2 separate regions of the Homo sapiens genome follow, and region 2 is linked to region 1. Evidence: chromatin contacts called from ENCODE Hi-C or POLR2A ChIA-PET data. All regions are on one chromosome and are shown on one strand. Each heading gives the region's core, a stretch centred on a gene start or an enhancer-like site at or near the end of the contact. The rest is flanking DNA. Distances are from core to core; before and after follow the strand shown.

Region 1 (7,367 bases), core at 3,658-6,157:
GTGAACTGGAGGCTGTGAGCTGCCCTCTTTAGAAATTTGTTTGGCTTCCCTGGGTTAGAATGAGTCCAGCAGGATTCTGTAGAAGGCTCTTTCCTTTGCTTGCTTCAAGAGAGGATGAATAGCTTTAAATACATATTTTAAAAGAAAGCGTGAAAAGCTTTCAACATGTGAATCCCAGGAACCAGGCACAATGCCATGAGATGCCTCAAAATACCCTAAGATGCAGGATGCAGGCTGTATTTAATTGCTTGCCCTATTCAGGACTGCAATTACTCTGCCTACATTGTACAGGTTTCTTTTAAATAGCTCTCATATTCCTTGTCATCACAAGACATCTAATTGGTAACAGCAAAATAATTCACTGAAATCAGGAAACAAACTTCTTCCCTTTAAAATTCAAATTTTCAAGCCAAAGTACACTTGGATTTTATACTTAGGCTTAGCATACAGTATAGAAATAATATAAACCAGAAAGGGTACTAAATTACTTGCCATTTGTCTTCCTAGTAAAAGGAATGACAATCCACAGTTGTATTATAACAAGAAGTTTTCTTTCTTTTGTTGGTTAGGAAGCTTTTCAGTTTTTTGTTTGTTTGTTTGTTTTGTTTTTTGTTTTCCCTTTTCTCTTAGTGAATCCTGCAAATTAAATCCGGCTGAGACAACAGATCCATTTTTTGAGTGTCTATATGAGCTTTGCTTCTTTACTTAGGAGATTGGGAGCAGCTAATCACTTCCCTTCTACCGTTTTCAGTTCAATGGCTTTAATGTAGAGTTTAGCCTTAGGCCATTAAATGGGACTAAGGCAGGGGTGTCCAATCTTTTGACTTCCCTGGGCCACACTGGAAGAAGAATTAATTGTCTTGAGCCATATATAAAATATACTAACACTAATGATAGCTGATGAGCTAAAAAAAAAAATTGCAAAAACGTCTCATAATGTTTTAAGAAAATTTATAGATTTGTGTTGGGCTGCATTCAAAGCCATCCTGGGCCATGGGGTGTATAAGTTTGGATTAAGGTTTCATGTCAGGCTGTCTGAGTTCCAAAGTAGTTCCTCCATCCATTCTGTGCAGTACCTTGGGTGACTTGTTTAAATTGAGTTTTCTTATCTATAAAGTAGAGGGGATGATATCACTTTCTTAGAGGGAATATTTTAAAGTTCATATTATCTTGGAACAGTGCCTCCTTATTTGTAGAAAATCTCAGTAAATGTTAGTTGGCTAAATTTTAATGGGTAATAGACAAAGCTCTTCTTTCATGATGCTAAAAATGTCTAAAAATTAAGAGTTTTTTTTTTTTAAGAAGGAAAAGTTAGTTGAAATAAAATAAGCATTTAGTCGTCGTGATATTGTAGTCTCTTCAGATCTCAGGCAGTCTTGGACAGATGAAGGCCTAAGACTTATGCTCTTTTTGCATGTCAGCTCATTCCTAGTTGCTCTCTTGTAGCTAACACTTCATATTTACCCACACTGTGGCATTTCCCAAGGTTTGGAGCAAGTAGAAAACTTGGCTGCTATTTCTTCCTGAAGTTTCTCTCAGAAATAGGCTAGATCTGTGTGAAGAGCCATATACTATCTTCCTCCGTTCTTCCCACCCTTCTTTTCTTCTTCTCTTCCTCCCTCCCTTCCTTCTCTCCTTCTTTTCTTTCTCCCATCTCTCTTTTTTTCCATAAGCATTTATTAAGCACCTGTCAAGTATAAGCCATGGTTACATACTTGCCATGGTTACATACCACAGCAGAAACCATGGGTAGCCCAGAGACCAATCTTCACATTCTTCAGAGCACTCTCCTGGGGAGACATCCCCAGACATAGGCTGAGCTCCAGTGCAGAGCGGCCAAGGCAGCAGCCAATTCACTGAGCAGATCCCACGCTGAGTTTCTTAAAGGCTTTCAGGGTTCTTGTAGTGTTTTTCAGTTTTTATTTAAATTCAGAAAGATTCTACACACATGATTTTTTAAATTCAAGAACTTCTATTTCTAGGATATTTTCAACATATCTCTTCTTTGAAAGCTGACAGTATTCAAATGATGTCAGCAAAAGAAAAAAAGCAATCAAGGCTTTTCCTGTTCTGTTCAACTATACATTTCTGAAATGGTAGTAAATTAGAATATCTTAAATCTGTATATGACTCTTTAGCTTGGGGTAGAATATAATTGAGGATTTGACTTCTACTGATTTTTTTGTGGGATTTTATTTTATTCTTATTCTTAAGAATGGTCCAGGTTGGGTGCGGTGGCTCATGCCTGTAATCCCAGCACTTTGGGAGGCCGAAGTGGGTGGATCACCTGAGGTCAGGAGTTCGAGACCAGCCTGGCCAACATGGTGAAACGCTGTCTCTACTAAAAATACAAAAATTAGCTGGGTGTGGTGGTGCATGCCTGTAGTCCCAGCTACTCAGGGGCTGAGGCAAGAGAATCGCTTGAACCTGGGGGGTAGGGGTTGCAGTGAGCTGAGATCATGTCACTACACTCCATCCTGGGTGATAGAGTGAGACTCCATGTTAAAAGAAAAAAACAAAAGAATGGTCCAATTCTCAAGTATCTTGGAGTGTGCCCCAATCTATTGTTTCCTTCTAAGATCTCTCTTCCTGGGGAAGTTAGAGGATCATCAGACATTTCTGTCCTTTCTAGTCCATAGGCACAGTGGGGCTGTTGGATTATGACCTGCCCTTTCCTGATCCCTTGAGTCCATGGGTCTTACACACTTGGCAACCTGCCCAGGAATGCCCTATACGTCTGAGTCTGGGTTGACCTTGGACAGTCTTCTAGATCTCCTAAATTGTTATTTGCAGTTTGAATCAGACCAGTTCAAAGGCCACTTGAGGATGGTGGGCTAGCTATAGAATAGCTGAAAGTCCTCAGCCACACTCTGGGAGGCCCTCCTCCCTGGGGTTTCCTTTGACGGAAGGGATGAAAATAGGCTAGGAAAATTACTCCTAGGAAATGAGCTTTGTAAGTACCTGAGATTTTTTTTCCGCCTCATTTAATCTTCCTAATAATCCTTAGAAGGAGTGATGTTCTATTGATAAGCAATCGGGTTTAGAAGGGCATAAGTAACTTGCCTCTGATGGGAGTATGTAGTGCCTGCTTGTGTTGGTGATGCTCCTTGCACCTCACCCCACCCAGGGACCCACTCCCTGCCCTCCCTATCCAATCTCTGTCCTGGACTAGGTTCCAGGCTCCCTTGCCTTCTGGCTACCAGATGGGTTTGGCCAATGGGAGACACAGGAGAGTGGAGGGAGGATGGATGGAGAGAAAGAGAGGTCTTTGCTCTCTCCTTGATGTGAGGCCGTTCTGGCAGCAGCAGCTTCCTCATCAGTTACAGCTCCTGTTTTGTGGCCCCTCTCCAGGACTCTAGCTCCCTTCCTCACTCCTGTAAATTTAGGGGTGGTGTTATCTTCCCACTATCGCTAATACCTGCATTGATTCCCTAAACTCTGTCCACACCCCTGTAAATTGTTCCTTCACTTGAAGGCTTCAGTTAAAGTCTTTGCACATACCGTCTGTTTCATCCTGGGAAGAACCTTAACTGATACAGTCATACCAAATTATACTGCCTGCCTCCCTTGGAAAATCTCAGGACCTTTCCCATTAGAAGCAGCCACCTTCTGGAAAGTGTCTGCATCCACCTTCTGCACTCAGAAATACTAAAAAAAATCCAGGACATGAGTCATGATTTGGTAGACTGTGAGCTCCTTCAGGGCAGGAACACTGCCCTGAGCATTCTTGGACCCTCTACTTAGCCCAGCCTCAGGCATATAGGAGGTGGTTAATAAATGTTTCCTATGGAGGTTAGCACCCTTGGGCCCTGAGAGTCTCCTGCCCTAGCTTCCTCCCTCCGCTTCTGCACCGCACCACCGGCTGAGCTGCTGGCACCTGTAGGAGCTGGATCATCATGCTGACCGGCCGGTTTTTTCTTATTGTGCTCCACAGAAGGAAGTTCATCCACGTAATTTTTTGCAGTACCCAGAAAGGGTGGGTACAGTGTGTTCCGTGGTGAAAAGCTTGTGAAGGAGGAATGCAGGTTTTAGAGTCTCACTCCACGTTGCTGCTATTCCTATTTGAGAATTGCCCCCCCACCACCGCCACTCCCCTACTCCCACAAAAGCCTTGAAATATTTTATTCATGTGGGATTACAGTCTATGCAACAATGAGACATGAGGAGGTGGCCATGAATAGCCCCCGAGTGTGTTATACACTGAGACCTTTTCCAAAGGGCTGCAGAGGAATTATTTAGTCTAAGCAGCCACGAGTCATGTGATTTCTTCAGAAACATTTACGTCTGGGTAGGCCTGCTTTTTAAATATTCTTGGTGGGAAGCACTTTGAACCATAAAGGCACACTAAAAGACAATTGCTATGGAGACTGCGCCTCCACTGTGCATTTATCTGAGTTCTCCGCCTGGGGCTCTTGAGCGTCCACAGGGTGTCCTGGGCACGCTGCTCTGGGGTGGGGGATCTGGGCGCCACAGTGTTGGGAGGCCACCCGCTTGGGACCCTAGCTCAGGACTGTAAGCAGGAGGCATCCGCCCACGGTAGACGCTCTGCGGGCGTGTGGGAGTGGGACGGCGGGGGGGACATTGAGGGTGTGCGGCGCCCCCTCCCCTGCCTGTGCGGGGACCACGTGAAGGAGAGGCGCGTGGGGGCCCCTGGCGCGCAGCCGCGGTGGGTGACGGCCGGCGTCCCGGGGGCCCCGTGTACGGGGCGTGTGTCGGTGTGAGTCTGGGAGGGTGCAGGGGCCCCGCGCCTCCCCGGTCTCCTCGTGCGTGTGCGTGTGCGTGTGCATGTGTGTCCTCGGCCCAGCGCCCCGCCGAGTGGTGCCCGCGGCCGGGCGAGCGCGCGCGCGCCCGTGCGGGGTGTGTATGTGAGTATGTGACAGTGTGTGTCAGGTGACTCGGGTCACGCAGTCTCTCTCTCTCTCCCTCCTCCGGGAGGAACTGCCGCGCTCCGGCTGACTCCTCCGCCGGCGGGCGGGGCGGGGGAGGGGGCTTCGGGCGCGCTGGGAACCGCGGGACCCGGACCTGGGCGCCGCCCGCCGGGGGACGCGCGGCCCCCGCTTCCGCCGGGCCCCGCTGAGCTCTAGACAAACCTCCGCTTCAGAAATAGGCTGCGGGCGGCCGGCTAGGAGGCTTGGCCCCCACCCCGGGACCCCCGCCGTCCCCGGGCCGGCCGGCCGGTGGGCACGATGAGCCAGGTGCTGGGGAAGCCGCAGCCGCAGGACGAGGACGACGCGGAGGAGGAGGAGGAGGAGGATGAGCTGGTGGGGCTAGCGGACTACGGAGACGGGCCCGACTCCTCCGACGCCGATCCGGACAGCGGCACAGAGGAGGGAGGTGAGCGCCCGGCCCCCGCGTCCTCGGCTCGCGCCCCTTTCCTCCCCTTGGCGCCTTCCCGCCCCCAGCCCGGCCGTGCGCGAGCCACCGACTTGGAGGGGGTCCAGGGGAGCGGGTCCAGTTGAGGGTTTGGGGTGGGGAGGGACGCCAAAAGCCCGACCTCGAGCTGCCAAATGAGGGAGCGCGGTGCTGGTGGCGGAGGGGCAACCAGGATCGGTGGAAAAGGGGAAGGAGGGAGTAAGCGTCTGGGCTGGAGGAGCGCGCGCTTCTGCCCCTTTCAGAGCCGGTGCCTCCCGCGCCCCTCACCCCAAGCTCTCCGCAGCGTCTGGCGGTTGGGGAGGGGAGGGGACCGCGGGCGCGCCCTGGGACCTCTCTCCCAGAACGGTGCTGTTGAAGCCAGGGTCAGATGTCGTGGCTAAAAAAAGGCAGCCGGCGGCGGCGTGACTGGCAGGGTCGTCGGCAGCTGCGGGTGTCAGTCTCGCCCCGCGTCGCCGCGGGAGGGGCCCACCCAGGTAGTGGCTGGGGAGACCCGCGGGGCGGCGGGGGGATGCTCGCCAAGCTGTTGTGGGAGTCTCCGAGAGGCCGCAGATTTCCCGGGATCCACGCAAACACCGTTGTCAGGACACCTTATCTGCTCTCGGTATCACCACCTGGACATGGCAGTGCCTGCCCGGGAGTGAGCGCGCGGCGGGGAATTCTTTGCTTCAATAGTGAAGCAAACTCTTTTTCCTGTTCTAGAAGCGGGTTTTAGCAATCGTTCAGCTTGTGGGGGCTTCCTGCATTTTCTTAAGGTGTAAGGAAGTTGAGAGCCTTTTAGTATTCCAGAGAGGTTAAACTTTTTTTAGTTTCCCTCAGAAGCGAGCAAAAGTTCCTTTACTGTAAGGTCACTTGGAAAGGTCAATAGAAAGCGGCTGTTAAACATGATGTTATTCTCAGTGAAACTGTATGCATCCAAGAGAAGGAACTAACTTTAATGTTTCACACTGAAGAAATTGTGTGAGAGATACAAGTACCTTTGTGACTATTGATTTTTAAAGAACTTTTATTGAGAATTCACTGAACTTATTTTAAATTCTCTATGCAAAGCTTTTCTCACTAGGGTAGTTTCATTATTCTACATCTGGCAGGCACGACTTTCAATGAATCAGAAAGGAAATAAAGTTAACTATGCCTTGCGCCTGGTAGATGAGAAAGCAGCCTCTCAAGTCACCCTTTTTCATAGCGTTTTCTCTCTTGGGATGATTTGTGCTAATTCCTCATTTGCTTAAACTGATGTGTGCACCTTTGTGCTTTCTGTCTTCTGCACTCCCGGTAATTGGTCTTACCGTTGAGCACCAGGCCACATTTTTGTAGATAAAGGCTTTCAGCCGTTTTATTGGAGTCTCTAGAGCTACCTTCCGTAATTAAATTGTTCAGTCGCCTCATTATTATTCAAATTCCATTTGTTAGCTCCTCCCAGATTCTTAGAAGACTCCGGAGAGATGCAGAATAGGGATGTATTTGCAAGGTATTTGAAATGGTGGACACAGTAGGGTGTGTGTGGGATTCTCTTTTTTAAAAAAGAAAAAAAGTGGGGGGGCGGAGGGGCCATATCCAGGAGGGAAAGCCCTGTAATTTGATACTGTCCTGAGGCCTGGAGGGTCCAGAAAAAGTACTGGACCCCTCGTTTATTCTGCAGTTCTTTAAGTGGGCACTTTTAAAATTTGATTTGGGGACTTGAAATTGAAGTGAAATTAAAGCCCTGCTTGAGGGATGGGATTCCCGGAACAAAGGGCTTCCCCAGAGCCCAGACTTGGAGGCTCCTTAGCTGTTAACGTAAAGGCAAACTTGCCTGTAACTGATTTTTGGTGACTCGCATAATAAAATCCTTCTGAATGGGCTTTTGGGATCAGCTTGGGATCTTGCTATAAAAGGATTAAATATATTTATATTGTGAGAAGAGCAACATGTTTGCTCGGCAAACGTTGCTTAAGCCTGGTCTCTGTCCACCTGGGCCTGCAGTGGATAGGTGGTCTGCTTCTCAGACTTCCTCC
Region 2 (6,850 bases), core at 3,024-5,523, 710 kb before region 1:
CACTGTAGCAGCAAGCTTCCTTGACTCTGACCCACATTTTTGAGATGTGTTCCCGAGTCCCTATCCCTTTCAAACATGTTAATAATCTATTGTTCCCATTCTAGCAGCTACTGAAATACGTTTTAGCATGCACAATCCTTAAGGTATATGTGCTTTGTGTGTTTACATAGAACCTGTTCTATAAAGTCATGCTTCTCCTTTTGTCCTCAAATTCCTTCCTTCAGGTTTTGTAATGGGACCTGCTTGTTCTAACATCCTAAAATATGTTTATTAAAGACCTTATTCCACCTGTTCATATCCCACAGATCGCAAAGTGGAGCCTAGAGACTTTCTCTCTCCACGCTTTCCTCTGTTTCCCTGCAGCCGGCCCTCCTGGCCACCTGGCATAGTGCTCTTGCTGTACTGTATGCAGAGAATGGTCAGCAAATGAGGATGACTGATTTGTCTCAATTCACAAATAAAGCAGCAACTAGAGGGTGGCAGGGGTGGATGAGGTGGGTTTTCACCCATTTGGCGTTGTCTTATGGGTTGAAAGAGTTCCAGGGGCCCTGTGAGAAGACCCCTGCCACTTGTTCAGTAGAGAAGTTGCGTGTGCTGGGTATGGAGCCCAAGGTGGGTGCCTGTGTGACAAAGCAGGCCTGAGGTCACCCTGGGGGTGTGAGGGATGCATGTGCCCGGTGGAATGGGCATGGTCTGCACATGCCACTGAAGTCAACCAGTACACAGCATCTGACCCGTCCCCCATTTTTTTCCATTGGTTCTGAGCAGAGAAGCAGTTTTACACCCAGTGAAAAGGATGCAACTGTTCTCTTTCCTAAGATGTGAACGTTTGGAGAGGATTGGTCTTTTTCAGAGGCAAACGTGCTGTTTCTCTTGCCTACCTGGGAGGGTGGTTAGCTCACCCCATTCCTGACGGCAGAGGATAATCCATATCATGAGAACCTTCAAAGGGTTAACCAAGAAGGTTTTTAAAATGGAAATCATCATGAAATATATGTAACATGAAAGGCAAATGCAAAATACTTAAATGACAGGTGGCATCATTTGAAAAGGATGTAGGGGCTGATCCCAGAGCTGTGATCATACACAGCTGCATTAATTTGCCTAATCACTGGATTGCTGTAACTGGTGTCTATAAATAAACACACAAACTAATCTTTTGATTATCTTTTTTTATGGCACATTTTCTTCTCTCTTCCTTTTTTTTCTTCTCCGTGTCTTTTCATTGTGACTAAACCATATTTCTAAACTCTGTAATTCCACAGATTCTTTTATAACTGTTATTTTAAACAACCAAAATAACTTTGGACAGTTCACAAAATGAGAAATACAGATGGCCGATAAATGTATGAGAAGCTTTTTTATTGCTTTTGGAAAAATGCAAGGAAAAAAATCAATGAAGTGTCATTTTTAAGTATCAGATAGACAAAGGTTAAAATTATTAGAAAAATTCCAGTGTTGGCAAGAGTGTGAGGGAACAAGCATTCGTGTGCAAGGTCACTGGGCATTCTTGCTGGTGTTCTGGCATTAGGTATCAGAATGATCAGTGTGCGTAAAATTGCACACTGGTTGACTTCTAGGGATTTACCCAAAAATAATAATGACAAAACAGAAAGATACTTTCTCAAGGATTTTTAGGTGAGCATTGTTTACAATGGTGGGAAAAATGGGAAACTAGAAATGATCATCAAATGAGAGCTCATTAAGTAAATTCTGGTACATAAAAGAATACCGTACATATATTAAGAAAGATCATAAGGTTTGTATTTATTACCAAGGACAGAGGTTACAATACATTACAGTGTGGAAAAAGCAAGTTACAAAACAAGGGATATAACATATTTGCAGTTTTAGTACATCCTGCTGTGTCAGGGCCCGAAATTCTGAATTGTTAACAATTTCCTTAGTGTTGTCAATGCTGCTGGTCTGTGGACCACACTCTGAGTAGCAGGTTAAAGTGTACACAGACATCTCTGTGTGAATAAACACTTGGAAATACACGTGGAAAGTTTCCTGAGATGGTGAATCTGGATATTTACTTTTGTCTTTGTGCTTTTCTGTATTGTTTAATACTTCATAATGCATCTGTATCAAGCTTTACATAAACAATAAAGCTGGGTTTTAAATAATAAATAGCCTGTTGGACACGTTTTTTTAAAAGTTGGCTGCAGCTGCAGATCTGCTTCTCAAACACTGAAAGCGGGAGGGAGCAGACCACCTGGGCCCATCATTTTTAAGGATGGAAGATCATTAGAATCACATGGGAGACTTTGAAAAACATGGATTCTCCAACCTGACCTCTAGAAATTCTGACTCAGCCACCCTTAAGTGGAGATATCAGTTTTTGACAAAAGTTCCCCTGGCGACTCTGACTCACACTAGGTCTGGCCCCATGCAGCCATCGGGTTTCTTCATCAGCTTTGGGGCCCAGGCCTGCATTCGGAGGAGAGTCGCACCCTCCCTCCTGCTCCCCTCAGAATCATTGTGCTTTGGGGCATCAGGAGGCGATTTTGGTGTTCTCACATAAGATTTCTATTTCTAATAGAAATTTCTTTATGTTTTCCCACCGGTCTTCTTTTTTTTTTTTTTTTTTTTTTTTGAGACGGAGTCTCGCTCTGTCGCCCAGGCTGGAGTGCAGTGGCGGGATCTCGGCTCACTGCAAGCTCCGCCTCCCGGGTTCACGCCATTCTCCTGCCTCAGCCTCCCAAGTAGCTGGGACTACAGGCGCCCGCCACTACGCCCGGCTAATTTTATGTATTTTTAGTAGAGACGGGGTTTCACCGTTTTAGCTGGGATGGTCTCGATCTCCTGACCTCGTGATCCGCCCGCCTCGGCCTCCCAAAGTGCTGGGATTACAGGCGTGAGCCACCGCGCCCGGCCCCCACCGGTCTTCTTATAAGCTGTCCTAGCCTTCAGTGTTAGTGTCCTAGGTCTGCTTAACAAATTATCACAAACTGGACAATTTAAAACAATGTTTATTCTCTCACAGTTCTGGTGGCCTGAAGTCCAAAATCAAGGTGTTTCAGGGCCACACTTCCTCCAAAGGCTTCAGGGCAGAATCATCCCTTGCCTGTCCCAGCTTCTGGGGAGGCTCCAGGTGTTCCTCAGCTCATGGCTAAATGACTCCAATCTCTGCCTCCACTTCTGTCTTCTTCTCTTCTCTTGGCCTTCTCCTCTGTCTTCTCTTCTGTGTCTTCTAAGGACACCTCCCCTTGGATTTAGGGCCTACTCAGGTAATCCAGGATGATTTCATCTCGAGATTCTCAACTTAATTACATCTGCGAAGGTCCTTTTCCAACATAAAGTTTCATTTCCAGGTTCTAGAAGTTAGGACACCTGTATTGTTGGGGACCTCAATTCAACCCCCTACTCCTTCTAAACTATTCAACAACAGTTTTGAAGTTAAGCAAAACATTCTAGATTTACCATTTTACTTTTCTCTGCCGTTAAGTTCTCCGGTTTTATGTCTCTTTTTTATGTGTAACTATAGGAAGGTCTCCCATGAAAAAAATAGAACCATTGCCATGGGCAGTCAGTAGCTACACTAGCAATGTGTCTGCCCTGTGAAGCTCAGGCTTCTGTCCTGGTGGGTCTCCCTCTTGTCAAGCAGTTTTCTCAGCCATCAGAGGGGCTGGGAGAGCCAGGCCTCGCCAACACTTTCTCTGAACACATTCACACTTCTTGCCTGTGCTCTTCTTTGCCCAGGCTCTCCTGGGATGCAGAAATCAGGGAGGTGTTTACTGAGGAATAAAACTAATGTCTCAGTAGAAATTTTTTTAAAATGTCATAGTAAGTCTATTATTGATTGTGTTCAGTTGGACTTTGAGCAGATTTGGGGCCACTTTCCCCATCCCAGCCCTCAAGGAGAAAGAGAAAAGACAAGACTAAAATGAGTGTGGCCATGTATCCCATCTTACTGCCTTCAAGAAGTCCTTTCCTGTAAACCTTTTTTTTGATTGTTCTTGTTGTTCTGGTAAGGGAGGGCGAACTGGGTTTGATTCTGAGACTGCCACAAGCCTGTCTCTTTTTTTGTGTTGTACTGACTCGATCCTTGCTTCACGCTACAGATTTCTCACAGTGGGTATTTTTAGTTGAGGAGGAGGTTTCTCAAAAATACTTTGCCGATGTCTGGTCATGCACAACCCCTGGGCATCCCCAGTGAAGTGCTTTGAGTCATGGCCCCTTAAGGGCAGAGAGGATGTGCATTTGGCCCATGGTGTGCTTTGCCTGGACGTGTGTCATTTCCCAAAATATACAGGAGGAGAACCAGATTAGTAAAAGGAAACCTTGTCACACATGGTAGGGTTCTGCTGCCCCAGAATCAACCTTTACAGCTGGAAAGGTTCAGCCTTTCTTACTTGGAAGGGTCATATTCATTGAACTGCAGTTAAAACAGTCTTACCAATAGATAGGTAGCCTCACACCAGAAATGGGGGGCAAAAGGCAGAATCACTAAACATTTAAGCAACACATGAGTAAAAATATTTGGCCTCTTTTTTTCTTTGTTTAAAATATGCAAAGGTGGCCGGGCACGGTGGCTCACACATGTAATCCCAGCACTTTGGGAGGCCGAGGTGGGCGAATTACCTGAGGTCAGGAGTTCGAGACCAGCCTGACCAACATGGTGAAACCCCATCTCTACTAAAAATACAAAAAATTAGCTGGGTATGGTGGTGGACGCCTGTAAGATCCCAGCTACTCGGGAGGCTGAGGCAGGAGAATTGCTTGAGCCCGGAAGGTGGAGGTTGCAGTGAGCCAAGATTGTGCCACTGCACTCCAGCCTGGGCACAACAGAGTAAGACTCGTCTCAAAATAAATTAATTAATTAATTAATAAAATGCAAAGGCTTTTTGCTCCAAGATAGCTGAAATTTAGATATATATCTTTTTATTAAAATAGTTTTTATTTAAATAAGCAAATAATAACCGTTAAGAAAAGTTAGAAAATTTTAAAAATCAGAAAAAACAACAAGAAGGAACCCTATCTACCTAGAGCTTCCCAGGGTTCCAGGCTGGTTACAGAGTCAGAGCCCTCTTAGCTAACCTGACTGGGTGTTTTCTCATTAGTTGAAAAATCAATTAAACAGTGAATCATTTTTTAAAAAGATACTACATAGCCTAAATCATGTATTTAACCTAAAGTTGCAAATGAACAGTTATTTGCCAATCTTTTGATGTGGGCTCGAGGCCTTTTCTTCGAGTTTGGGTCTGCTGATTGGAACTTCATGTAATCTTTCATGCACATTATTGCATGATTTCCATTTTCAGTCTCTTTAAGTGAGGAATTTTTTAAGACACTTGCAACACAGTCTGACTGCAAAGTCATTTTAAATTTTTATTATTTCCCCAATCTTTCACAGTTGTCTCAATCATATCTAATTCAATGGCAGATTTCCTCTAGTGACTTACTTTCATTTCTTTAATTTTACTAAATTTTCATACAAATAACTATTTTCACACTCATATTTTATGGGCCAACATAATATTTAATTTCTGTAATTACAAAGCAAGTATAGCTGACATTAACAGTTTATGCAGAGAGAGCTGATGTGCTCCAGAGTTCGAGAGAGAACATTCAGTATTCGTTTGACCACAGTATTGGTCAGTATATTTTATACAGGGGATGGAGAATGCTGATTGATCCATCCAGTTGATTAGGGCCCATTGGTTAAAAGACTTTCTATTGGATAGGTTCTGAACTCCTCCCAAAAATTCATCAGTAAAAACCCGTTCAAAAAGCAGGTAGCTTTCAGATGATTTGAACGGTTCTGCCAAACATAGATAGGGACCCACTTTGGCAAATTAAGATCATGACAAGTCTCAAGATATTTGAAGGAGGCTTATGGTTATGCAAATATTTGGCTTCCTCTGAAGGGCCATTAAACATATCCATGAAGATGTTTGTGAACTAGGCAAGCTTTGCTCTGATAACCTTGTACTTATTTGATTTTCCTAATGGTTTATTTTAATAAAGTAGGGTTTTTTATTTCAAATTTGTTTAACACATTGTTAAATGCCCACAGAGTTTGGTACCTGCTGAAATAGAGAAAGCAGGTGTTGTACTCATGTTCTATGAATAAAGAAACGAAGCCAAAGACATTTCATCCCATGAGAGTGGTGACCATCATGGACCTCTTCCTATGATGTTTGATTTAAACTTCTTCTCAACTCTACGGTCCTCTCCCCATTTTTAGGGTGCTGGTGAGGCCTTAATGAATAAGCTTTGTGATATGTGATATGTGATATGTCTGTCTTGTTCATTGATGTCCCCAGCAGCTGGCATGAATAGATGAATGAATGAATGAGACCAGTCACACTGCTAGCAAGAGCTAAAGTTGGGGTGAGAGCCAGGTCTTCTGACTCTTGATCCTGTGTCTTTCTAGTACATCAAAATCTCCTAGTCCTTTGCTGGCTTTCCTGGGTCCTTAATGGTCCCCTGACCTGAGCAAGACCCATTGTCTCGTCACAGATTGTGACAACACAAACCAAGAGCAACTCTCTGATTTTGATAGATTTGGCGTTTTTGAGCTTCAAAATTATCTAGAAATGTCCCAGTCAGCAGATTTTTTTTCAAGGTGGATGAACGTTATGTTTAAAGAGATTGTTTTTACTAGTAACTAAGAACTTCTAAATATTTGTTTTATTTAAAATATTTTTACCCCCTAAGAATCTTCAGTAAATGTTAATTATATCCTTTCAACAACTTTTGCAGTTACTGGGTAATATTAAATTCTGATTTTTTTCAATAAATAATTGCTTTTTTATGTGCTGGGTAACAGTATATATTTTTATAAGTTTGTTTCTGCAGCTGTTCAGCTATTCTGTATATTCAAATTTCAGGCTTTTAAGTT

What was found. Hi-C counts contacts between places; a loop is a spot of excess contacts on that map. ChIA-PET counts read pairs that join two places held with the same protein, here RNA polymerase II (POLR2A). Pooled maps may share reads with other maps.
Region 2: a pooled map shows a loop between it and region 1 (2.6-fold over the local background). The contact joins the enhancer-like site here to the promoter of RRAGD in region 1. A Hi-C loop is called at or near these places in 1 of 50 pooled maps. POLR2A ChIA-PET finds 5 or more read pairs at or near these places in 3 of 52 experiments (OCI-LY7, activated CD4-positive, alpha-beta T cell and activated T-cell).

The regions. Positions count from the first base shown.
Region 1 is chr6:89,409,813-89,417,179 of GRCh38, reverse strand. It overlaps RRAGD (Ras related GTP binding D), which reads left to right and starts at 4,907. Exons shown (of 7, transcript NM_021244.5): 1 at 4,907-5,334. The coding sequence starts at 5,187. RefSeq lists silencers at 4,491-5,680, 5,711-5,820, 5,851-5,950.
Region 2 is chr6:90,119,519-90,126,368 of GRCh38, reverse strand. All of the region lies in intron 4 of BACH2 (BACH transcriptional regulator 2), which reads left to right. Among named protein-coding and RNA genes, the nearest start is that of BACH2, 170 kb to the left of the region's middle. Within about 2 kb of position 4,273, at least 5 of the 41 ENCODE cell types and tissues checked have a DNase peak (open chromatin) inside an H3K27ac peak, as active enhancers do; they include OCI-LY7, where a contact is called at or near this core.